Regions from separate parts of the Homo sapiens genome. Here region 2 is linked to region 1. The links are chromatin loops, found by intact Hi-C in ENCODE. Cell type or tissue: uterus. All regions are shown on one strand. Links, peaks and the distances in the headings refer to the core of each region. The heading gives the core; the rest is flanking DNA. Region 1 overlaps IQCK (IQ motif containing K). Region 2 overlaps IQCK (IQ motif containing K).

Evidence for each region. A loop is a pair of places that touch in the nucleus more often than their neighbours do. Peaks named below come from ENCODE experiments on the same cell type or tissue, not always from the same donor. Only the 100,000 strongest peaks of a DNase experiment are listed, where the experiment ranks them.
Region 2: a loop joins it to region 1, with 6 times the contacts of the local background. A loop is called at or near these places in 2 of 110 quality-filtered maps.

Annotation. Positions count from the first base shown.
Region 1 is chr16:19,778,590-19,790,800 of GRCh38, forward strand. IQCK (IQ motif containing K) reads left to right here. Exons shown (of 9, transcript NM_153208.3): 7 at 10,249-10,333. Among named protein-coding and RNA genes, the nearest start is that of IQCK-AS1, 19 kb to the left of the region's middle. In uterus, for the core only: no CTCF peak of the experiment used is centred there; no DNase peak of the experiment used is centred there; H3K27ac peaks cover 779 bases.
Region 2 is chr16:19,838,910-19,851,120 of GRCh38, forward strand. The region is part of intron 8 of IQCK (IQ motif containing K); the gene reads left to right. Among named protein-coding and RNA genes, the nearest start is that of GPRC5B, 40 kb to the right of the region's middle. In uterus, for the core only: no CTCF peak of the experiment used is centred there; a DNase peak (open chromatin) is centred at 6,562; H3K27ac peaks cover 672 bases.

The sequences.
Region 1 (12,211 bases), core at 2,721-10,720:
GAGGCTGCAGCGAGCCATTAACATACCACTGCACTCCTGCCTGAGTAACAGAGTGAGACCCTATCTCAAAAAAAAATAAAAATAAAAACAAAATAAAAAATAAATTGTAGGATGCCCAGTTGGTATCTGCAGAGAGCTGGAGAACTGCTTGGTGTGAAAAACCCACACATTTGGTGTCAGAAGTCTTGCGAGTAGAGAAACAAAGGTTTTTCCTTTTAGTGCCCTCAAGATGTCCACATCCAATTCCCAGACCTTGTAAATATATATGTTCCCTTATATGGCAGAAGGGACTTTGCATATGTGATTAAGTTAAGGATCATAAGATGGGAATTAGTATATGAGTTTCCTAGGGCTACTGCGAGAAATTACCACAAAGTTGGTGCTTAAAACAACACACACAATTTTTATTTTGAGTCAGAGTCTCACTCTGTTGCCCAGGCTGGAGTGCAGTGGTGCGATCATAGCTCACTGCAGCCTCGAACTCCTGCCCTCAAGCAGTCCTCCCACTTCAGCCTCCCAAAGTGCTGGGATTACAGACGTGAGCCACCACACCCAGCCTTCAGTGTATCTGTTAAAAAGATCAGTCCGGCAGCTGGATGGGGTATTCACTGAAATCAACCTAATAGTGCATACAGGGAGGTGACTACAGTGAAGAGATGATGCCCTCATGGAGAGGAGGAAGTAAAATAAATTGGATTTGGGACATGTTTTGAGGTTGGAACCAAGAAGACTTGCTGATGGATTGGATGTTGTGGGAGAGAGAGGAGTCAAGAATGCAACAGAGATTTCAGGCCTGAGCAACTGGCTGAATGGGATCCCTTTACTGAAACAGAGTAGGGGAAATAACAGTTCTCTTTTGAAAATTTAATGAGTACACTGAAAAATCACAAATTATTGGGAATAAAAATATGAAAAGTTTTTTCTTTTTTCCCACTAACCACCACACTATATTACATTGACTCCATCTGCCATCTGGATAGCAGCTCTTTAATACTTTTTGGCCCAATTCCATAACTTTCTGGTCACTCTCTCTTTTTAGATCATCTCATTTCACCATTAGGATTTATCCTCGTTATTTTTTTAAATCACAAGTATTTTTTTAATTTTTACTTATTTATTTATTTTATTTATTTATTTATTTTTTTTGAGATGGAGTCTCGCTCTGTCGCCCAGGCTGGAGTGCAGTGGTGCGATCTCGGCTCACTGCAAGTTCCGCCTCCTGGGTTCACGCCATTCTCCTGCCTCAGCCTCCCGAGTAGCTGGGACTACAGGCACCTGCCACCACGCCTGGCTAATTTTTTGTATTTTTAGTAGAGACGGGGTTTCACCATGTTAGCCAGGATGGTCTCGATATCCTGACCTCGTGATCCACCCGTCTCGGCCTCCCAAAGTGCTGGGACCTTACAGGCGTGAGCCACCGTGCCCAGCCTTATTTATTTATTTATTTATTTATTTATTTATTTATTTATTTGAGATGGAGTCTCGCTCTGTCATCCAGCTGGAGTGCAGTGGTGCGCTCTCAGCTCACAGCAACTTCCGCCTCCTAAGTTCAAGTGATTCTCCTGCCTCAGCGTCCCAAGTAGCTGGGACTGTAGGCATGTGCCACCTTGCCTGGCTAATTTTTGTATTTTTAGTAGAGATGGGGTTTCACTATGTTGGCCAGGCTGGTCTTGCACTCCTGACCTCAAGTGATCTGCCGGCCTCCGCCTCCCAAAGTGCTGGGATTACAAGCATGAGCCACTGTGCCCAGCCAAAAATTTATTATGTTTTTTATAGAGACAGTGTTGCCCTGGCTGGTCTTGAACTTCTGACCTCAAGCCATCCTCCCTCCTTGGCCTCTCTAAGTGCTGGGATTACAGGCATGAGCCACTGCACCTGGCCCATCCTGTTTATTTTTAAATCCTTAGTCTTCAGTCTCCAGCTGGATATAAAACCCATCTTTCCCCAGCTCCAGCCACAACTAACTGTCTACGATTCAGGGGTCCCGGAACTTGGAAAGGGAAGGAAATTCCCTCTTTATTTTCACTAATCTCTCACTTAAATCCAGCGTCTCCTTTAAGTATGAATGTGGACAACAAACCTCAGTAGTTTCCATAGTATCTGTGAGTTTGTCCCTGACAGCAATCACAGATATTCTCCTGTCACATTACAGTTGTTGCAGAGATCGAGAAATACCATTTACACTTGTCACACCTTTCAAATTACAGTAGTTAATTGGCCTGCTATTAGCTCTTGTTATTTACTGCATAATTTAGAAGCGCATATATTACTATATCAGCAGCTCTTGTTTTAATATTTTGATACTTTTATTTCAATATAATTGGTTTGCTGTAATCCTATGTATTTACTTTCATGTTGTTAAAAACATTATTGTGAGAAGGAATCCAAACCGCCAAAGTAGAAAGGGATCCGTGACACAAAAAAATGAAGATCCCCTGTGAGAGGTTTGAAAAGGGTGGGGAGGTAGGTGGTCTGCTCTTCTGAACATCCCCCTTGCCTGGGCCCACCCTTTAAATCCAGGAGAGGGAGACTGGGGAGTAGGTGGGTCTCCTTAAATTTTTCCTTTAGTCACACTAGAGAAAATGTGTAATCAGTTACAAAGACGTTAAATAATACCACAATCTGGGAATATTTTATCAAGAAATATCAAGTATCACAGCCTTGTTTTTTTAAAAAATGGTTATATCTGAAACCCACATGGGAGCATGTGGTCTTGCACTTCGCTGCTTGGCGAGTTCTGCTATCTGGACACGTATGCAGCTTCAGTGATGGAGTTGGTTAAATGGGACTCAGCTCTGTGTGTAACTAGGAGAATGATTCAGCCTGATGCTGGAGTAATAACCGCTTGTTGATCTCCCAGGGTAGAGATTAGTGAAGGGGCCAAAGCAACATCATATCCTGGTAACCATGATTTCTAAATATGCTTTAGGCTACAGAGAGTAAAGCTCTGCAGGTTTTGGAGCTGTTCGTATGTTCACAGAAGGCTGGAATTGAAAGAATCCTATGAGATTCCATCCTAACGGCTAGTCACCATATGTCTGGGAGTACCATTCCAGATAACCTCTGTTGTACTTTTTAGAAATATTTTAAGTTTGTAAGCCAATAATGTGATGCCTCGGCAGGGCGTGGTGGCTCACGCCTGTAATCCCAGCACCTTGGGAGGCTGAGGCAGGTGGATCACTTGAGGTCAGGAGTTTGAGACCAGCCTGGCCAACATGGTGAAACCCCATCTCTACTAAAAATACAAAAATTAGCTGGGTGTGGTGGCAGGCGCCTGTAATCCCAGCTACTCGGGAGGCTGAGGAAGGAGAATTACTTGAACCCGGGAGGCAGAGGATGCAGTGAGCCGAGATCGTGCCACTGCACTCCAGCCTGGGTGACAGAGTGAGACTCCGCCTAAAACAACAACAAAAAAGAATGTGATGCCTCAGTATAGAGCATTTGGGAACCCGGTTAGGATGGAAGGCGAGGGCTGGGTAAAGTCTCTTTTGCTGACTGTGACAAGTGGCCGTTACAAATACTGGTGTATTGCAAAACTTCATGAGGATTGATTTACAGCATGTGCCGTCTTTGTAAATGGCTTTACATCCGGGTTGTGCTTTCATGTTCCAAGAAAACAACTTAATCTCTTAGTTAATGAAAAGTGGAAGGCCGGGCATGGTGGCAGGCGCCTGTAATCCCAGCTACTCAGGAGGCTGAGGCAGGAGAATTGCTTGAACCTGGGAGGCGGAGGTTGCAGTGAGCCGAGATCGCACCATTGCACTCCAGCCTGGGCAACAGAGTGAGACTCCATCTCAAAAAGAAAAAGAAAAGAAAAGTGAAGAGCCTGGGCACAACCTGGGCAACATAGTGAGACCCTGTCTCTACAAAAATACCAAAAAAAAAAAAATTAGCTGGGAATGGTGGTGTGTACCTGTAATCTCTGCTGTTTAGGAGGCTGAGGTGGGAGGATGGCTTGAGCCCAGGAATTTGAGGCTGCAGTGAGCTATGATCATGCCACTACACTGCAGCCTGGGTGACAGAGCAAGACCCTGTCAAAAAAAGAAAAGAGAAAGAGAGAAAGAAAAGTGGATAGAATTTTGATTCCAAAATTTCATTTTCAATCTCAAGCAAGCTTTCTTCCCTTCTTTATTCTGATTAAATGTGTTTTTTGATGACACCTCTCTAATTGTCTTTGAACTGGATGAAGAAATTGATCAAGACTAACGTCTCAGATTTTCTTATTATGTATTTTGTTAGCATGCTGTATCTTCACGTCCTGCAAATCTTTCACTTTGCATCTAAAAAAGAGAAAAGAAGCATGTGTATGCGCACACATGTGCACATACATTTATATATACACAACACAATCAGAAAAATAAATTTTTGTTCCTTCTCAGAATTATAGCGTTGATTCTTCTTCTTTTTTTGTGTGTGTGTGTGTGTGTGAGACGGAGTCTTGTTGTGTTGTGCAGGCTGGAGTACAGTGGTGCGATCTTGGCTCACTGCAACCTCTGCCTCCTGGGTTCAAGCGATTCTCCTGCCTCAGCCTCCTGAGTAGCTGGGGTTACAGGTGTCCGCCACTACGCCCAGCTAATTTTTGTGTTTTTAGTAGAGATGAAGTTTCACCATATTGGCCAGGCTGGTCTCGAACTCCTGACCTCAGGTGATCCACCCACCTCGGCCTACCAAAGTGCTGGGATTACAGGCGGGAGCCACCGCGCCTGGCCAGCATTGATTCTTAGGGTTCAAATGTATTCACATTTGAGAAAAAAAGGAGGAGGACATGACAAATGAGTATTACTAGTATAACAATTCTCCTTGGAAACATACCCAGCAGTGCTATCGTGCCCGTCTGAACATGCAAAAACGTCTGCTTTGGGGATGTCTGATTTAAGCACTTTAAGGCCTCAGCTGTCTCCTTCTGTGATTGACGTGTTCATCTCTCCCCTCCCTAGTTCCCTGGTGATGAGCAGTCGCCTCTTTATTTTTATTTGACCTTAAGCCAGTTGCACTGATTCCAAGAGAGGGAAAAGGGCCTGGCGTGGCTTCTCTGCCTTCAAGCTGGCCTGCTGAAATGATTGATAATTCCCAGGACTACTCTTCGAAGAGTAAGTCCTTTTCATTTGGCCTGATTTACCATGGCTTTCTCATACTTATTCTTGGTTTGGGAACTAGACAGCGCCCCATTATCTAGCTATGAAAGCAGGGATGTCACTAAAGGTGGCCTCTTATTACTGCTTAAAGGCCTATTAGAAATCTCATTTTGCTTTTTGGAGATGTCGTTGTGATGCATAGCGGTTCAGGGTTTCATTACTGGTGAAAGCCCTCTGTTTGGGCTCACCCGTTGTGTTCTGAGATTTGCAGTTCTGTTTTCCTGCTGCTGTTCCGAAACAGGAATACTGTTACTTTGAGGATTTCATGACATCGGTTGTGAAAAACATACTTAAAGCAGGAAAATTGCCGCTGAACAGAAAGGCGCTATCAAATCTCCCCTCCAACACAAGTGACAAACTCTACTCTGTTTAGCCTTCCTGACATAGGATTCCCTGCGGAGGTTCAGATAAATGAGTATCTGCCAAGTTATTACTGTAAAGTTCAACAAAGAGGGCGTTTTCTATGATTCTGCACCCTCCCTGCCCCCATTTTTTTTTTCTTCGAAGCAAATGATTGTGTTTTCTTCTCCTTAACACTCAGCAGCTGCTAGACCCTGACTTCGATGCTACTGACCTTGTGAGCTGGCCCCATCTTCTCTCTGGGCCACTGTTTCCTGGGCAGTTTGCATTCTCAGCTGGAAATGCTCAATGACCTTGAACACAGAGTCCCTTTACCCCTCTATGCCTCAGTTGTTTCAACTCTCAAGAAAGGGTAACAACTCATTCTTCATGTTGTGTGGATTTAACAAAATCACGTGTAGAAAATGCTTAACACACAGCTGGGCAGAGAGGCAACTACTCACTCCACAAGTATTTGTTGAGTGTGCCTACTATGTGCCAGACATTGTCCTAAGTGCTGGAGATACCAAGAGGAGCAAACACAGGACCAGTGTCTACTCTTGTGGAGCTTTCAGACCAGTACAAGATTTGAGCATTAATTAGATAATTACAAGGGCTTCTATCTCCAAACTGGGCCAAGGACCAGGAAGGAAAATTACACAGAAGCTTCCTGGGGCCCTGATGTAATCAAAGGACATTTTTCAATTACATTTTTTTCTTTTTGAGATGGAGTCTTGCTCTGTTGCCCAGGCTGGAGTGCAGTGGCACGATCTTGGCTCACTGCAACCTCTGCCTCACAGGTTCAAACAATTGTCCTGCCTCACCCTCCCAAGTAGCTGGGATTACAGGCACACACCACCACGGCTGGCTAAATTTTGTACTTTTAGTAGAGATGGGGTTTCACCATGTTGGCCAGGCTGGTCTCGAACCCCTGACCTCAGGTGATCCACCCGCCCCGGCCTTCCAAAGTGCTGGGATTACAGGCCCATGAGCCACGGCGCCCCGCCTCAATAACATTTGAATGGAGATCAGAAGCAGTAATAAGACAAACCAGGAAAAAGAGGTGTCAGGCCTTGCACCAGCCCCAAGGTGCATTTGAGCAAATTAGAAAAAGGTATCCTCACCTTAGGGCAGATGTGGTCACACACCCAGGAGCAGAGCATGTGCTGGGTTTTAGCACCCTTTGGCCGATCTGCTGGGTGCCCTTGAGCAGAGAACAACCAGGACCTCTGTACAGGGTGCCCCTGGCTAGGGGTATACTGGAGGCAGAGGAAAGCACCTTAGCAAAGGCCCTGAGGTGGGAGAAGCAGACACATTTGAGGAGCTGCCAAGTGCCAGTGAGGCAGGAGAATAGGGTCTGGAGGCAGGGAACCAAAGGCTGTCTCACACTGACATCCTAGAACTAAATTGAAAAGAAAACCCTAACTTTCCACGCCTAAGTAACAAAAGGACCAGAGGCTACTCCCTTTTCAAATCCCAAAATTTCCTGCACAGCTGATGGGAAATTGGCTGTCCACAACCAATCAGACTGATTGCGGGCCGAGTCTTTGTTTGCATAGAAGTCTTTGTTTGCATAACTTTATAACTTCACTTCAGCCTCTGGTTGGCTGCTTTCTACAACCAATCAGACTGATTGCTGGCTACCACTTACTTCATTTACATGAGGTGAGCATGAAGTGGCCAAAGGGAAACTTCTAGGGGGTATTTGGACCCAAGAAGATTCTGTATCCTGGCTCTTGAGCCGCTGCTTGGGTCCGCTCCCACACTGCAGAGTGTACTTTTGTCCTTTCGTTTTCAATAAATCCCTGCTTTTGTTCTTTTGTTGCTTCATTCTTTCTTTGCTTTGCTGGGCGTTTTGTACAATTCTTTGTTCAAAACGCCAAGAACCTGGACAACTTGCAGTCACGACCCTCTACCAGTGACACCCGCAGGGCCGGAGCATGAGGAGCAAGGCTGCTGGGAGGGGATCCAGAAAGTTCTCAGTAAATATCAGCCAGTGAGAATGCATTAGAGCATCATTCCCATGAATTCACTGCCAACACACCAAGGTCTCCTTAAAAACACCAAGGTCTCTCTAGAAGCTGTTGAATTTTAACTAGTGAAGGGAAATTACTTCAGGGATGTGATTTGTTGGTGTCACACAACTGAGATATAGAGAATCAGGACAGTGGATGAGGAGAGACATTTAATGTGGAAAACAGGGAGCCCGGGCGGGGCGGGTGGCTCATGCCTGTAATTCCAGTGCTTTGGGAGGCCGAGGTGGGAGGATTGCTTGAGGCCAAGAGTTGGAGACCACATAGCGAGACCCTGTCTCTACAGTTTTAAGAAAATTTACTTAAAAAATGTAAAAGAGGCTGTGCACGGTGGCTCATGCCTGTAATCCCAGCACTTTGGGAGGCAGAGGTGGGTGGATCACCAGAGGTCAGGAGTTTGAGACCAACCTGGCCAACACAGTGAAACCCCATCTCTACCAAAAAATACAAAAATTGGCCAGGCATTGTGGCGTGCTCCTGTAGTCCCACTACTCAGGAGGCTGAGACAGGAGGATCGCTTGAACCTGGGAGGCAGAGGTTGCAGTGAGCCGAGATTATGCCACTGTACTCTAGCCTGGGGGACAGAGTGAAACTTCATTGAAAGGAAGAAAGAAAGAGAGAAAGAGAGGAAGAAGGGAAAGAACGGAAAGAAAGGGGAAAAAAAGGAAGAAATGGAAGAATCACCTAGAAAAGAAAGAAAGAGAGAGAGAGAGAGAGAAGGGAGGGAGGGAGGGAGGGGGGATGGAGGGAAGGAAGGAAGGAAAGAAAGAAAGAAAAGGGGAGGGGAGGGGAAGGGAAGGGAAGAAAGGAAAGAAAAAGGAAGAAATGGAAGAATCCCCTTTACTTGGTCTCTTAGAAAGGACCTGTCCAGCCAGAAAATCAGAGCCTGGCAAAAGCACTGCACTCAACTGCTGATAACTTCTGTGTTCTTTGTGGCTTTGATTTCTTTGGTTCTGGAAGAATTCAAAAGAGCATTCATTCATTTAAACAAATAGACTATATCAAGCTTTTCTTTTTCTTTTTTTAAGTCAGAGTTTTTGGAAGGAAATGAAACCCTTGTATCCTGGAGAATCATGCACTGTTGCCAGTTAGCTTTGCAGTCTGTGGCAGGCCGGGCATCTGCATGTTTGCCCAGTTGAGGCTTGGTGTGTCAGCACTCCATGATAAGGGATGCTTGGGCTTTGGGATTGTATGGATCTGGGCCCAGATCCTCACTAGGCACCTACAAGCTGTGTGACCTTGGGCAGGTTAGTCAACCTGTCTGTGCCGTGAGTTACTGTAAGCTCTAGCTGTTATTTGGGAGAGTTTTGAGGCCAGGGCACTTGGGAGTCCCTTACTTGCAAAGTCATTTCTGGGGATGCTATACTGGGAGCAGCCTCCATGTGATCCACGTCCTTTGAGGGTTTCTTTCTTTTATATCTGAACAGTCTTGGCCTTTGCTTTTCAGACGTAGCTATGCTTTACTTTGGGGGAAACATAAAGAACCTGAATTAAGACAGATTTGTAAGACCTTGTCATCGGTTAGTGCCTCTGTTAAACTTTTAGTCTTGATTTTTTAATGTGGTATCTTTGATTTTTAAAAAAATCCCATGATATGAAAAATCCCACAAGAGCAGACACTATCAACTGATCCAGCACTTGAGATATTTTATTTCTTATTAAGAATTACTGTTTAAGTATTTTTTTCTAAGCAGAAACAATAATCCACAGCAGATTCATCTTTAAAAAAAAAAAAAAGAAGAAGAAGCAGTGAAACCAACCCAATCGTCCCATAGTTTTTGTTGTTGTTGTTGTTTTCAGATAAACATAGAAATTGACTTTTCTGGTCTTAAAGCTTAAAACTTAATTTATCTGAGTTCCTTCCTCAGGGAAGGACCCCCAGGCCTCTTAGAAAAAAAAAGGATCAAAGAACTGAAACTCATCAGATCACCACATCTAGACAATGAGATGCCAGAGCCCTCATTCATCATGATTGCTTCCTTGCTCCTCCCTAGTTCTTGTTTTCTTACACATTGTCACATTTCTTCCCTGCTGTATAAACCCCTAGTTTTTGTCTGTCTGGGAGGTGGATTTGAGACTGATCCCATCTCCTCCTGGCTGCAGCACTCGATTAAGATTAGAGCCTTCTTCCCTGGTAATACTCATCAGTTCAGTAATTGGCATTCTGTGTGGTGAGCAGCAAGACCTACACCAAACCCTTGATGTTTCTGTAACAACAGCAGAACTTAAAAATGTGCTTGAATTTAAACCACATTAACCTGGAATGCATACTAATCAGAGATAAATTCCAGTATTCCTTTCAGGAAAGAGAGGAACTGCAGTCCTTAATTTCAATGGAAAGTTGGAGAAAGAGCTCTTTATTATGTCTCAGTCATACTGCAGTACATAAAGGCGGCTGCTCCTCTGTCTCTTGCATTGTATCCAAATAGTCTCATGTCAGTAATATGTATGTTGCACCTTCAGGACTAAAATGCAAGAATAGCAGCCTGAGTCCTTCAAAAGAAGAATAGGCTAACAATGATTTAAGATTATGCTGTTTTTTTTAAAAAAATCCTTCCCAGAGTTTAAAATAATAAATGCTAACTCAAGCATACACTTTTCTATCTAAAATGACACTGTTGCCTGCTAAGAAAGGGGATGGATGAAGCACTTAATCAGAGAGGTCATTATGTTGTCAAAGGCAATGCCAAGGCTGAAGGACTGGATTCTCATGGGCATATAACCATTTTATTGCTTTTCAGCCCACGGCCGCCAATCCCACTCTCGCTCCTGCTGACAGAAGAGGAAGCAGCCCTCTACATTCAATCCTTCTGGAGAGCCTGTGTGGTAAGAATCATATGCGACTGTGGTATTTGATTTAATGGGGAACTTTTGTGAGGTGGAGGGTCCAGGGTAAACCTTAGATGAGTTAGGAACAGGATATTATAGCTAACATCCAGACCTCAGAAATACGATTCTCTGTAAAATGGGTCTTAAAAAGTGATTTAGAATTTTTACTGAAACTGGCTGGGCATAGTAGCTCATGGCTGTAATCCCAGAACTTTGCAGGGGCCAAGGTGGGAGGATCACTTGAGCCCAGGAGTTCAAGACCAGCCTGGGCAACATGACGAAACCTCGTATCTGCCAAAAAAAAAAAAGAAAAAAGAAAAAGAAAAAAAAATACAAAACTTAGCCCATGTGGCGCACATCTGTAGTCTAGCTGCTGTTGGGAGGCGGAGGTGGGAGGATGGCTTGAGCCCAGGACGCAGAGGTTGCAGTAAGTGGGGATTGTGCCACTGCACTCCAGCCTGGGAGACAGAGAGATACCCTGTCTCCAAAAAAAAAAAAAAAAAAAAAAAAACACAAAGACTTTTTACCAAAACTTATTTTGTAGTTATTAAAAGTACTGTCTTAACCTTTTAAAGTTGGGTTGACTGGCCTGTATTGATATATACAAAGAAAAAACTACATTGTCATTTTAGAAAAAAAAACTGGAAAATTCACGTAAGTCGAATAAAATAAATAAAAATTTTTGAGTCACTGATAACTCCGTCACCAAAAGATAATTATTGTTAACATTTTGGTATAAAACTACAAACTTTAAAAATCTGAATTCACATAGTGACGTATAAATACTTAACATAGAAAATAGCCTCTGCCTTTATAACTTGTCTTTTTTAACCATTTTTCTATTTGAGACTTTGAGGTTATTTACAGTATTTTTTATTGTTGTAATAAATGCTGCAGTAGACACCTTTGTGCAGTCATTTTTGCGCATTCGTCTGCTCATTTGTATAGGAGAATCCTAGAAGTGGAATTTCTAGATGAAAAGATAAGCTTTTTTTAAAGCTCCTGATCCTGGCTGTGCAAGATGACTCATGCCTGTAATCCCAGCACTTTGGAGGGACAAGGTAGGAGGATCTCTTGAGGCAGGAGTTAGAGACCAGCCTGGGCAACATAGTGAGACCCTGTCTCTACAAAAAAATACAAAAATGGGCCAGGTGCAGTGGTGGGCATCTGTAGTCCCAGCTAATTGGGAGGCTGAAGCAGGAGGATCACTTGAGCCAAAGAGGTCAAGGCTGCAGTGAGATATGATTGTGCCACTGTACTCCAACGTGGGTGACAACTGGGTGACAAAGCAAGACCCTGTCTCAAAAAAAAAAAAACTCCTGATAATATTGTCTTGTGGAAGAAGTTCTCACCAAATACATATGAGAGTAGCATGTGTATCTCATTCCAAAAAGTATACAACCTCTCCAATTATTTGGCAATTAGTGTATCAATGTTAACAAGCTTCCATGAAGCTCCCATTCTAGGTAGCAAGATGACTTTCCCTGAATCTGAGCATCAGATATCATGGAATGAGCTTACATTTAACATCAGCAGTGGCAAACACTGCCAGAGGGAAAGGTCCCAGTGGATTTCCATAGAGGCCAAAGCTCTTCATACTCTATACACAGCTGATGTAGGAAAAAGAGACTCTGAAAAACACACCAGCAAAAAGCTATCAGTTAAGAAGTTGGATTAATCCTAACAAGCTACAATTAATAACAAATATTTGCTACATGCCCATTAGTGGAACTGTCCCTGAACACAAGAGCTTACTGTATGAGTCAGTATTGTCCAGTTATTCCATTCCTTTTGTACATGGTACATTCCAGAAACCATGGGCTAAAGGGAAGTGTGAAAGTTAAGTAACATATTTGCACATTAAAGGAGAAGTCT
Region 2 (12,211 bases), core at 2,572-10,571, 60 kb after region 1:
TCGGGAGGCTGGGACTGCAGAATTGCTCGAACCTAGGAGGCAGAGGTTGCAGTGAGGCAAGATCACGCCACTGCACTCCAGCCTGGGCCACAGAGTGAGACTCCATAGCAAAAAAAAAAAAAAAAAAAAAAAAGGAAGCTATTATTGCCTCTATCTTTCAGGGGAGGAAACTGTGTCTCAGAGGTTAAATCATTCACCTTTGGTCACACAGCTTTGAAGTGGCAGAACTGAGAAAATTTATTTATTTATTTATTTATTTATTTATTTTGGAGATAGGGTCTCACTCTGTCACCCAGGATGGAGTGCAATGGCATGATCTTGGCTCACTGCAACCTCCACCTCCAGGGTTCAAGGGTTCCTCCTGCCTCAGCCTCCCGAGTAGCTGGGATTACAGGCGCACGCCATCACACCCTGCTAATTTTTGTATTTTTAATAGCAATGAGGTTTTACTATGTTGGCCAGGCTGGTCTCGAACTCCTGACCACAAGTGATCCACCCTCCTCGGCTTCCCAAAGTGCTGGGATTACAGGTGTGAGCCACCACACCCGGCCAGTCACCCAGGATTTTAATGATTTATTTTGTTTATTGTCTATGTGACTGCACTAGAATGTAAGTTCTCTGACAGCAGGGACCTTTCTTTCCTATTTTGTTCATTGCTCTGTCCTCAGCATCTAGAACAGTGCCCAGCACATGGTAGACAGTCAAGGAATACTTGTTGGTTGAATGAATGGATCTGTGTTACATAACCTCCTTCCCAGATCAGCCAGCTTGCCAAACGCTCTATGGGCAAGTAAACAGAACTGAGGCTGGACACAGTGGCTCACACCTGTAATCCCAGCACTTTGGGAGGCCAAGTTGGGAGGATCACTTGAAAAGTTCGAGACTAGCCTGGGCAGTGTTAAGAGACCCTGTATCCACTAAAAAAATAAAAAATAAATAACTGGGTAGCGTGGTGCATGCCTGTAGACCCAGCTGCTCAGGAGGCTGAAGCAGGAGGACCTCTTAAAGCTCAGGAGGTTGAGGCTGCCGTGAGCTATGGTTGTGCCACTGCACTCCAGCCTGGGAGACAGAGCAAGACCCTGTCTCCAAAAAAAGAAAAATAAAGCAAACAGAACTGTTTCCAAAAAAAAAAAAAATTAAGGGAAGATATATGCTTACATATAATATATAAATGGATAAAGACCGCCTGTAATCTCAGGACTTTGGGAGGCCAAGGCTGGTGGATCACCTGAGATCAGGAGTTCAAGACCAGCCTGGGCAACATGGTGAAACCCTGTCTCTACTAAAAATACAAAAATTAGCTAGGTGTGGTGGCAGGCACCTGTAATCTCAGCTACTTAGAAGGCTGAAGCAGGAGAATCGCTTAAACCCGGGAGGTGGAGGTTGCAGTGAGCCAAGATCGCACCATTGCACTCCAGCCTGGGCGACAGAGCGAGACTCCGTTTCAAAAAATAATAATAAAGAAAGAAAGACAAAAAGTCCATTAAAATATAATCCCCAGATGCTAATAGTGATTATCTCTGGGTGGTTGTAATGCAGGCGATTGATGAGTTGATTGATTTTTGCCTTTTTTTCTAAAACAGAAATGCAAGTGATTATTTTTCTTTTTCGATTATCCATAATTTCTAAAAATAATAAAAAGGAGTGTTTGTTTACATTCATTGTGCACTTACTATGAGGCAAGCATTTTCCCAAGCACTTTACTAGTAGCAACTCAATTATTCTTTACACCTTTGAAGTAGTTACTGCTATGGTCTCCATTTTATAGATGAAGAAACTGAGGCAGAGAGAGGTCAAACAGTATATCTGGGGCCACACAGCAAAAACATAGCAGAACCAAGCAGCTTGACTCCAGAGTCCTCCCTCTCTCTCTCCTCATTAGGCTGCAATGCACAGATGTTATTTATGGAGTTCAAACACTCAAGAGAAATCTGTTGGTGTTCAGTTTCCTGCAAAGTCCATTAGGACTTCTGGTTGCATTGCCAAGGGCATGAAGCACATGCTTCTTTATGCCTGTGAGCCTGCCTTAAAGAGTAACGATCCCGCCCACCAAATTGTCCCTGCTTCTCTCTGTGAGCACCAGTCCAAGGCTGTTGACACATGGTGTTCACCCTTAGGATCTAAATTTAGGATGTGAACAGCTAAAGCGTCTTGCCAGTTTTCATATTCAACTCTCATTATCTCTTTTAAATTATCTTTTTAAAAATAATTTAAAACCTGTCCCCATATCAAAGCAATACATTCTCATTATGAAAAACACAGAATAGTAGCAAGAGATCTAAAAAAGGTACCCACCTCACTGTCACTGGTAATACTTTGGTGGCTACGAAACCTTTTCAAAAATGCCTTACTTTGCCAGATCTGAGTAGGAGGGAGATGGGGGAGACTAAGGAATCTTTTGCATGAGCCCTACTGTTGCCACGTGCATTGGAATTGCCCTCATTTTCTTCTCGTGGCATCCAGAGACTTGTCACTTAAGAGGTTTCAAAGTGACATTTGAAGCTGTTCAGGATGAGCAGCTAATAATAGTAGAAAGAGTCCTAGGCTTAGAGTCCCAAGACCTGCATTGGAACCCTGGCTGGCAACTTCCTAGCTGTGTGTCCTTGAGCAAGGCACTTAACCTTCCTGATCACTCATCTTTTAGATGCAGAATGAAATTAACACTCTCCCTGAAAACCCAACTGAGAGACAAGTTTATTTGTGTTAAAACAACAACAACTTGAGCTAATTTCACCTACAAATTCTTACTGGCTATGTGACCTTGAACAAGTTACTTAACTCTTCTAGCTTTCGGTTTTTTCACCTGTACAATGGAAATAAAAGCATCCCTCTCGCTGGATTCCAAAATGAGATAATGCTTGTAATGAATATGCTTAGTCCAATGCCTCATAAACATTAGGTGATCAATAATGATCAGTGTCTACCATTGTAAGCCATCTTTTTTTTTTTTTTTGAGACGCAGTTTTGTTCTTGTCACCCAAGCTGGAGTTCAGTGGTGCGATCTCAGCTCACTGCAACCTCCACCTCCTGGGTTCAGGCAATTCTCCTGCCTCAGCCTCCTGAGTAGCTGGGATTACAGGTGCCCACCACCACGCCTAGCACATTTTTGTATTTTTAGTAGAGACAGGGTTTCACCATGTTGGCCAGGCTGGTCTCGAACTCCTGACCTCAGGTGATCTGCCCACCTCAGTATCCCAAAATGCTGGGATTACAGGTGTGAACCACCACACCCGGCCCCATATCATTTTTGAATCATTTTAGAGCAGTGTCTTTTCCCACTGAGTGGTGAAATCAATTAATGGGTTGCCAAAAACATTTTGAAAAATGAAGTACAATATAGAGAACATATCAACATGCTTTGCTTATTGTAAGGGAAATACTTTTTGGAGAAATATTTGTTTGAGATGTGTTTGTGCATTGTAAAAGCAATGTAAAACATATTTTTTAAGTTGAAGGTGGCAGTTTAAATATATGAAAACCACTAAGTTAGATTATAAATTTGGTTCCCATGGTTTTAGATTTTCCCTGAATTTGCCAAGGTGGTGTGTCTTTGGCTTACAAACCAAGGTACCTTGGGAAATAACCATATTAATGTACTTTAACATCTTCTGTAAAATTTTTTCTTTGGGTCAAAATCCATTAAATCCTTTTCAAAAATAAATCCGTATGTGAAATGTCATCCAGCAAATGGTGCCAGGAAAAATGTTGCTTCCCTTGAAAATGGTTTGCTTCTTCCCTGACTTTCCCTTTGTGCCTTGTTGGCCAGGATGCTCAGAGTTCAATGTGAAACTCATTTATAGCAACGTCTTAAACGCTATAGTTAGCATATCTAAATTCTCCATTTCTCTTCACGCTTGGTTTTCTTTTTCTGTTTTGATTTACCATCTTTTATTATAAATTATCTCAAATCTTTTAAGGAAGGAAGCAGGATGTAAATACATTCAGGAGGAAAACAGTTGTTTTCCTTGCTTATAACACAGACAGCTTGTGAATCTCAGATGAGATAATGTATGGGGAAGAACATTAAACACTGGGAAGCCTGGCCCGGGGGAGTTGTCATTAGAGCATATCTGACTCTTGCAAAGGTGTAAGTTTTATCAGCTTTGTTGACAAGGAGAATAGGGCTGGCATTTGTTTTAACAGAATTGTTAAAAATAACTTTCTTCTTAACTGATTGTAGAAGTAATACTTGCTCTTTGTAGAAAACTAAACAAAAAAGTGGGTGATTCTGTCTCACCGCCTAGAGATGACCATTATTGAAATGTCATCTTTCTTTTTTTAAAAGTTTTATTGAGATATAATTCATATATCATGCAATTCAAAGTGTACAACTCAATGGCTTTTAGTATATCACAGATACTACAGATGTCACAGAATTTGCAACCATCACTAAATGAATTTTAGCACATTTTCATCACCCCCAGAAGAAACCCTACACCCTTTAGCCATTATCTCCCAAGACTTCCAATCCTCCCAGCCCCAGACAACCACTAATCTACTCTGTCTCTTTATGGATTTGCCTGGTCTGGACAGTTCATATAAATGGAATCATTCAATATGTAATCCTTTGTGACTGACTTCTTTCACTCAGCACAATGTTTGCAAAGTTTATCCATGCTGTAGCATGTGTCAGTACTTTACTCCTTTTTACAGCTTGTATTAGTCAGCTCAGGCTGCCATAATAAAATACCACAGACTTGACAGTTTAAACAACAGACATTTCTTCTCTCATAGTTCTGGAGACTGTAAGTCTGAGATCAAGGAACCAGCATGGTCAGGTTCTAGTGAGGGCTCTCTTCCCGGCTTGCAGACAGCCACCTTCTTGCTGGGTCATCACATGGGAGAGGGAGCTCTCTGGTGTCTCTACTTCTTCTTCTTGTAAGGGTACCAGTTCTACCAGATCAGGTATATACCCTTAACCTTAATCACCTCCTTAAAGGTCCTATCTCCAATACAGTTAGATGGTGGGAGTTAAGGCTTCATCATATGAATTCTGAGGGACATAACTCAGTCTGTAGCATGGCTGAGTAATATTCCATTGTATGAAGGTATCACATCTCACTTATCCATTAATCAATTGATGGGCATTTGAATTGTTTCCACTTTTTGGCTATTATGAATAATGCTGCTATGAATATTCATGTACAAGGTTTTGTGTACTCATATGCTTGCTTTTTTTTTTTTTTTTGAGACAGGGTCTGGCTCTGTCACCCAGGCTGGAGTGCAGTGGCACGACCTCGGCTCACTGCAAGCTCCACCTCCCAGGCTCAAGGGATTCTCCCACTTCAGCCTCCCAAGTAGCTAGGATTACAGGCACCTGCCACCACGCCCGGCTAATTTTTGTATTTTTAGTAGTGACAGGGTTTCACTATGTTGGCCCGGCGGTGTTGAACTCCTGACCTCAGGTGATCCGCCCGCCTTGGCCTCCCAAAGTGCTGGGATTACAGATGTGAGCCACTGTGTCTGGCCGGCCTTGTTGAAGACTTCAGAGTTGAACCCAATTTCAGCTGGGCCACACAGCATCAGGAGGGCTTTATAGGAAAGAAGAGTATGGGGCACATTGGAGATGGGTCGGATGACCCGGTGGCAGTAAGAACAGACAAAAGTGGACAGATTTAGGAGACATTTAAGGGGCAAAAATGACATAGATGAGATCAGTGATCTTTTCTAAAAATGTAGCTTTGTTTGTAGATAAATGTATTTCTCATCGTAGTAAGTGGTTGAAAACGTTCGTGTTTTCTTTTCAGTGGACCGGGGGCTTCCTGTTAGAAAGAACGCCGGTTGAAACTCAAAGGATGTTAATTCCCATCCTCTTTCTTCATGTTTGGTAAAAACAATAACAACAACAACAACAAACACCTTACCAAACATGAAGAAAGGGGATGGGAAGTTTTTTGTTTTGTTTTGTTTTGTTTTTGAGACAGGGTCTTGCTGTGTCCCCCAGATTGTAGCACAGTGGCACAATCTTGGCTCACTGCAACCGCTGCCTGCTGGGCTAAAGTGATCCTCCCACCTCAGCCTCCCTAGTAGCTGGGACTACAGGCACACGTCACCATGCCTGACTAATTTTTGTAGTTTTTGTAGAGGTTTCGCCACATTGCCCAGGCTGGTCTCGAACTCCTGGGCTCAAGAGATCAGCCCGCCTCGGCCTCCCAAAGTGCTGGGATTACAAGTGTGAGCCACCACGCCCTGCCAGTTTAGTTTCTTACTCCTTGGAGTTTCTTGATGTTAGCCCTATCTGCCCTGGGTTCTGAGTCAGCCATCAAGATGAGTGAATCTTGTCTCGCAATCCCTAAGTACAGATTGAAATAATTTCTCAATTGTTTATTAATTTGTTACCCTTGTAGAGGAGCTGTTTAAAAATAAACTGGAGGGTTTGTCTCTGTTGTTCTTAAAGGCAGCATATAATATACAGAGCTTCTGCCAGTCTGAACTGGCTAACAGTTTATACCCTAAACTCATTCAGAATGCCTGGGATATTTCTAAAGGTTCAGTTTGGGCAGCGGCAGCTGAGAATGCAGTGATAAATAAAAAAGTCATAAGACACGGCTGATGGGGTTTGTCTGTGTTCATTCACACCCATGACTCACTCGGCTTTTGAAGACACAGAATTTCGAAGGACAACCAGATGGTGGCTGTTTAAACTGCAGCACTAAAACTCCAATCTTAATGTATTTCAGCTAATTGCAAAATGGAGTTACCCTTGTAAATTGAGATATAGAAAGAAAATACGAATAGATCTATAAATACATATGAATAACACATAAACTAAGGCTTACTCAATGATTTAAAGAAAACCTGCTTAAATATTTGTTTTAAAATATTATATTTTCCAGTTTTTCTGCAGTAACTGCATTACTTGTGTGATAACAAATAATTTTATAGCCGGGCATGGTGGCTCATGCCTGTAATCCCAGCAGTTTGGGAGGCTGAGGCGGGCGGATCACTTGAGCTCAGGAGTTCGAGACCAGCCTAAGCAACATGGTGAAACCCCATCTCTACCAAGGACACAAAAAATTAGCCAGGCGTGGTGGTGCATACCTGTGGTCCCAGTTACTTGGGAGGCTGAGGTGGGGGGGATCACCTGAGCCCAGGAGGCAGAGGCTGCAGTGAGCTGAGATCACATCACTGCACTCCAGCCTGGGCAATAGAGCGAGACCCCATCTCAAAAAATAATAATAATTTTATTGAATATTTATTATGTGCCATACAATATGTACCATTTCGTTTCATCCTTGAATTCTACCAAAAGGAAAGTCTTCCTATCCTCCTTTTATGGATGAGAGAGCTGAGGCTTCCAAGATGTTGAGAGACTTGTTCAGGCCACCCAGTTGGTAAATGGTGGTAGGATTCAAAGCCGGAGCTGCCTTCTCCCAAGTGGTGTGCTCTAAGCAGCTAAGCTGTGCTTGGATGGCTCCATTGCTAGGTTTGATTTGGTGGCTTCCTTCCCCTGTCAATACCTCAGTTTTCACCTATTAAAAACAAGCCTTTTATTGAATCTCTCTTTTTCCAGGAATCAAGACCCTTTACGGGGTCAAACCTTGATAATCCCATGGTTCTGTCTCAATATAACCAATGTTGCCACTCCCACGCCAAATGTTTCCATTTAAAATACTGCCTTCAAGGAGACTTTGCTCTGGATTAACTTTAGTAACTGTTTGGAAGTCAACAACAGAAAGCTGCAATTACTGCTCATTCAAGGCTGTCACGTTCTCCCGGAATGCCTTGTGGCTTCCAAGTTGGCTTAATTTTCCCAAAAATAATGCAACACAGCATCTGGTACTGTCAAGAAATGGAGGTAAATTTACCAGGCTACTGACATTTACGCCCTGAATGTCAACATGTATTTCTTTGTAGAAAGGAATCTTCCACAATTTGTTCTTCTAGTTGGGGGCAGAGGGGCATAGATTTTTTTTTTCTTTTTTTCCTGTATTCTTCGAATTTTCTATAATGTATTGCTCTTCATGGAAAAATAAAATCTCGGTAATATATATAATACACTCCCCTGCCTTTCTAACTTTAGGGACCAATTCTTACTCCAAGGTGGTGTCAGATGATGGTTAAGACCATGGGTTTTGGAGTCAAAAGATACCAAGATCAGAATCTTGGTGTGGCCATTTACTTAACTCTGTGACCTTGGGCACGTTGCTTAGTATCTCTGAGCCTCAATTTCTCAGTCAGTAAAATGAAAATGAGGATAGCATCTACCTCCCAGGGTGGTTGGGAGAATTGTATGAGATAATTAAGGTAGGTAAAGCCCTGAGCCTAGTGTCCAGCATCTGGCTAGTGCAAATTTCCTGATTAATTCTATGATATTGTCCATAGGGACCCTCTTGGGTGTGTAAGACTCTTTGAGGATCTGACTAAAAAGGTGGGCACATTTTTGTGTCTGTTCTCTTCCTCCCCATTGTTCCTATTTTATTTTTTGTGATTGAGGTGGCACTCACATACAGTGGGGTACACCGGTCACAGTGCAGTGCTCCGTGAAATTCTGTGCATGAATCCAACCCAACCACCGCCTGGATCCAGATAGTGAACATGGGCGGCCCCCAGCCAGCTCCCTCATGCCCCACGCGGTGTCCCCTTCCCTTGAGGTAAACTCTGTTCTGACTCCTTTCACCATAGAGTAGTTTTGCTTCTTCTCTGCCTAACTGGAAAACACAGAATGAACTCCTTTGTGTCTGGCGTCTGTGTCTTCTGCTGAACATTATGTCTGGGAGATGCAGCTAACTTGTTGAGGGGTAGCACTCAGTTGATCTTGTATTGTCGTGTTGCTGTTGTAGCATTCCTTTGTATGATTATCGTCACAAGCTGTGAATCCAGTCACTTTTTAATGGATTATTGGGTTATATCCACCTTTGGCTATTATGAAAAATGCTGCTACTTTGTTGATTTTATTATTATTTTTAGAGATAGGGTCTCTCACTCTGTTTTCCAAGCTGGAGTGCAGTGGTGCAATCATAGCTCACTGCAGCCTTGAACTCCTGGGCTTGAGCCATCCTCCAGCCTTGGCCTCCCAAAGTGCTGGGATTATAGGCATGCGCCACCACACCTGGCCCAATGCTGCTGCTTTGAACACTCCTGGATCTGTTTTTTGACCGATGTAAATACTCACTTCAGCTGTGGATTTGGAGTTGCTGGGTTATATGTTTAATTCTAAGATATTTCCAACTCGTTTTCCAAAGTGGCTGTACCATTTTACATCCCCATCAGTGATGCACGAGCAGTCTGCATCTTTACCAACAATGAGTGTGATGAGTCTTCTTTTTCATTTTAACCATTCTGGTGGGTGTGTGGTGGCTGTCTCATCGTGGCTTTAATTTCCTTAATGACTAATGACGTTGCACACCTTTTTATGTGCTTATCAGCCATTGGGACCGTATTTCATTCCTAAATTCCTTTCTGCCATTGGGATATCTGATAGGTCAACTTGCCAGAATGATGTTTAAAGAATGAGCACCCATGCTCTGAGTTTGGGGAATACATTCCGGAACATCCACATTGGCTTCTTCTGTTTACTTTCAAGTTCTTGGCTGTGTTTGATACCTGAGTTTGCAAAGATAAGTAACGTTCAGATGAGTGACATCTTATGAATTTTAAAAGATGCTAAATGAACTACTTAGCAGCAATTCAGCTTATATTCCTGCAGTCCACCTGGGGGGAAAGGAAACCACATTTCTTGAGTACCTTCTTCATGTGCCACATACTGGTGCCACCAGTACCACTGGTACAGTGTACCAGGCACTTTGAATGGATCATCTTTAATCTTCATAAGGACTCTGTGAAGTGGAGATTATTATACCTATAGCTCAAATGAGGAAATTGAGGCTGGGGGCAGAGGTGGGGTATCATCCAGCTTTTAAGTGGCAGAGCCAGGATTTGAATACTGCGTCTGCTTGATGCCAAAGTGTACCCTTTTATTAGCAAGCACATTGAGGAGGAAACGTTATTTTCCTAGAAATTTGCTAATCAGAAACTTTTCCTAGCAAACATTTCATAATTATTTCTGTGAATGGTCACCCCTACTAAGGCCACTCCACTTGTGGGTGGATCTCTTGTCACTGTCACCCCACCCTGGATCTGATGATCGGGGAGTTTCCCCTGCAGCTTCTGATTGGCCACTTGACACCATTTCTCATCCTTCCTGCCTTTCTCCCATCTTTGGGCTCTAATTGCAGCAATACTGTTTAGGTGTTGATTACCCTGAGGGTCTTTTTCTTTTGTCTGGTATATTTTCTGGTGATTCTTTTAGAAAGTTTCCCCCAGTTGTATAGCAATACAGGTATACTGTAGAACATTCAGGAAAACAAAAATTCAGCAGTTTCCTTTCAATCATTACATCTATGTTCAGGTTTTTTTTTTTTTTATGTATTTGAGATGCTGGGTTATAACTTAGTTGAGCAATAGATGTAATTTTGGACGTAATGAATGTAATTTTCTACAGGGCAGTTACACTTAAGTGATGTATTATGAAAATCTCACCCAAGAATGAATGTGGAATAGGAGTCACTTGTTCTAAAAAAATAAAAATTTTAAAAAGTAAACTTTTTTTTTTCTTTAGAAAGGCAGGGGCTGGGTGCGGTGGCTCATACCTGTAATCTCAGCGCTTTGGGAGGCCAAGACAGTAGGATCACTTAAGCCCAGCAGTTCGAGACCAGCCTGGACAACATAGTGAGATCCCATCTCTACAAAAAGTAAAAAAAATATTCGGGCATGGTGGTGCACACCTGTAGCCCCAGCCACTTGGGAGGCTGAGGCAGGAGGATCACTTGAGCCCAGGAAGTCAAGACTGCAGTGAGCTGTGATTGCACCATGTACTTCAGCCTGGGCAACAGAATGACACCCTGTCTCTGAAAAAAAAAAAGAAAAAGAAAAGAAAAAGAAGGAATGAAAGAAAAGAAAGGAAGGCAGGGATGATTAAATGAAGGAGCCCAGTTTATATCTGTTAGGCTTCCAGCTCTAACAGACAGAAGCCTCCATGCCCTCGTGCCATCCTTGTACTCCTTGGAGACATGATTAACTTGGTATTGAACAATTTCAAATTTGCATAATGGAAATTTATAGGAAATGTGCTGCACCGTATTTTCCCACTGACATTTCTCCCTGTTTTTACACTTTGCCAAAACATCATGTTTTTATGGCTTCATTATATTACATCACATCAAGGTTATAGGTTGTCAGATACTTAATCATTCCCTGACTTTTGGGCATTTAGGTTGTTCTCAAACTGTTTATGTGGTAGAGGATGCGGAAGTGAACACCTTTGTCTGCGTAACATCATTGTTGCTTCTTTAATCACAGACATTTTTGCTGTCCTGGTGGGAGGCAGTTGTGAGATCTTGACCCTGTAGAGTTTTAAGAGCAGCAGCAGCCAGACAGCTCACAGCGTAACCTTGAGCAAGTTGCATGACCTGTCTCTGCTTCAGTCTCCCTACCTGTAAAACTGGGGAAAATAATAGCACTTAGCTCACTATGACTTCGTATGTGTCAAGGGCTTCATAAGTACCATAGAAGTGTTTGCTTTTATTATTTACCTGGAATCCTAGAAATCGGGAGCTAATTGAGTAAAAGATGAACATTTTAAGGTTTCTCATAGATATTGCTGATTTGGGAGCGTGAGCCAGTCTCCTCCTTGTAACCCCAGGCCCCAGCACGGTTGTGGTCCATAGCTGCGTGGCAGATGGTCATCTATTGAAGCAAGTTCTCCCCGCAGTATGTGAGCATCTCGTGGTTCGTACAATTTCCTGTTGATTTTTTCTGCCTCACCTTCTATACTGTGACCTCTTTGAGGGCAAAGAATATGCCCTAAGCAAAATAATAGCTGGCTGGGTGCTGTGGCTCACACCTGTGACCCTATCATCTTGGGAGGCTGAGGCAGGAGGACTGCTTGAGCCCAGGAGTTAGAGACTAGGCTGGGCAACATAGCAAGACCCTATCTCAACCCAAAATAAAAATATATTAGCCAGGCATGGTGGTGCGTGTGTGTGGTCCCAGCTATTAATACTTAGGAGGCTGAAGTGGAAGGACCATTTGAGCCCAGGAGGTTGAGACTGCAGTGAGCCCTGATTTGCACCACTGCTTTCCAGCCTGGGTAACAGAGCGAGACCTGGTCTCAATAAAAACGCGAATAATAATAGCTGATATTTATCAAGTGCCTAACTCTGGGTCAGAACCAGTGCTGAGCACTTTGCATTTTGCACAGCTTGCCTCT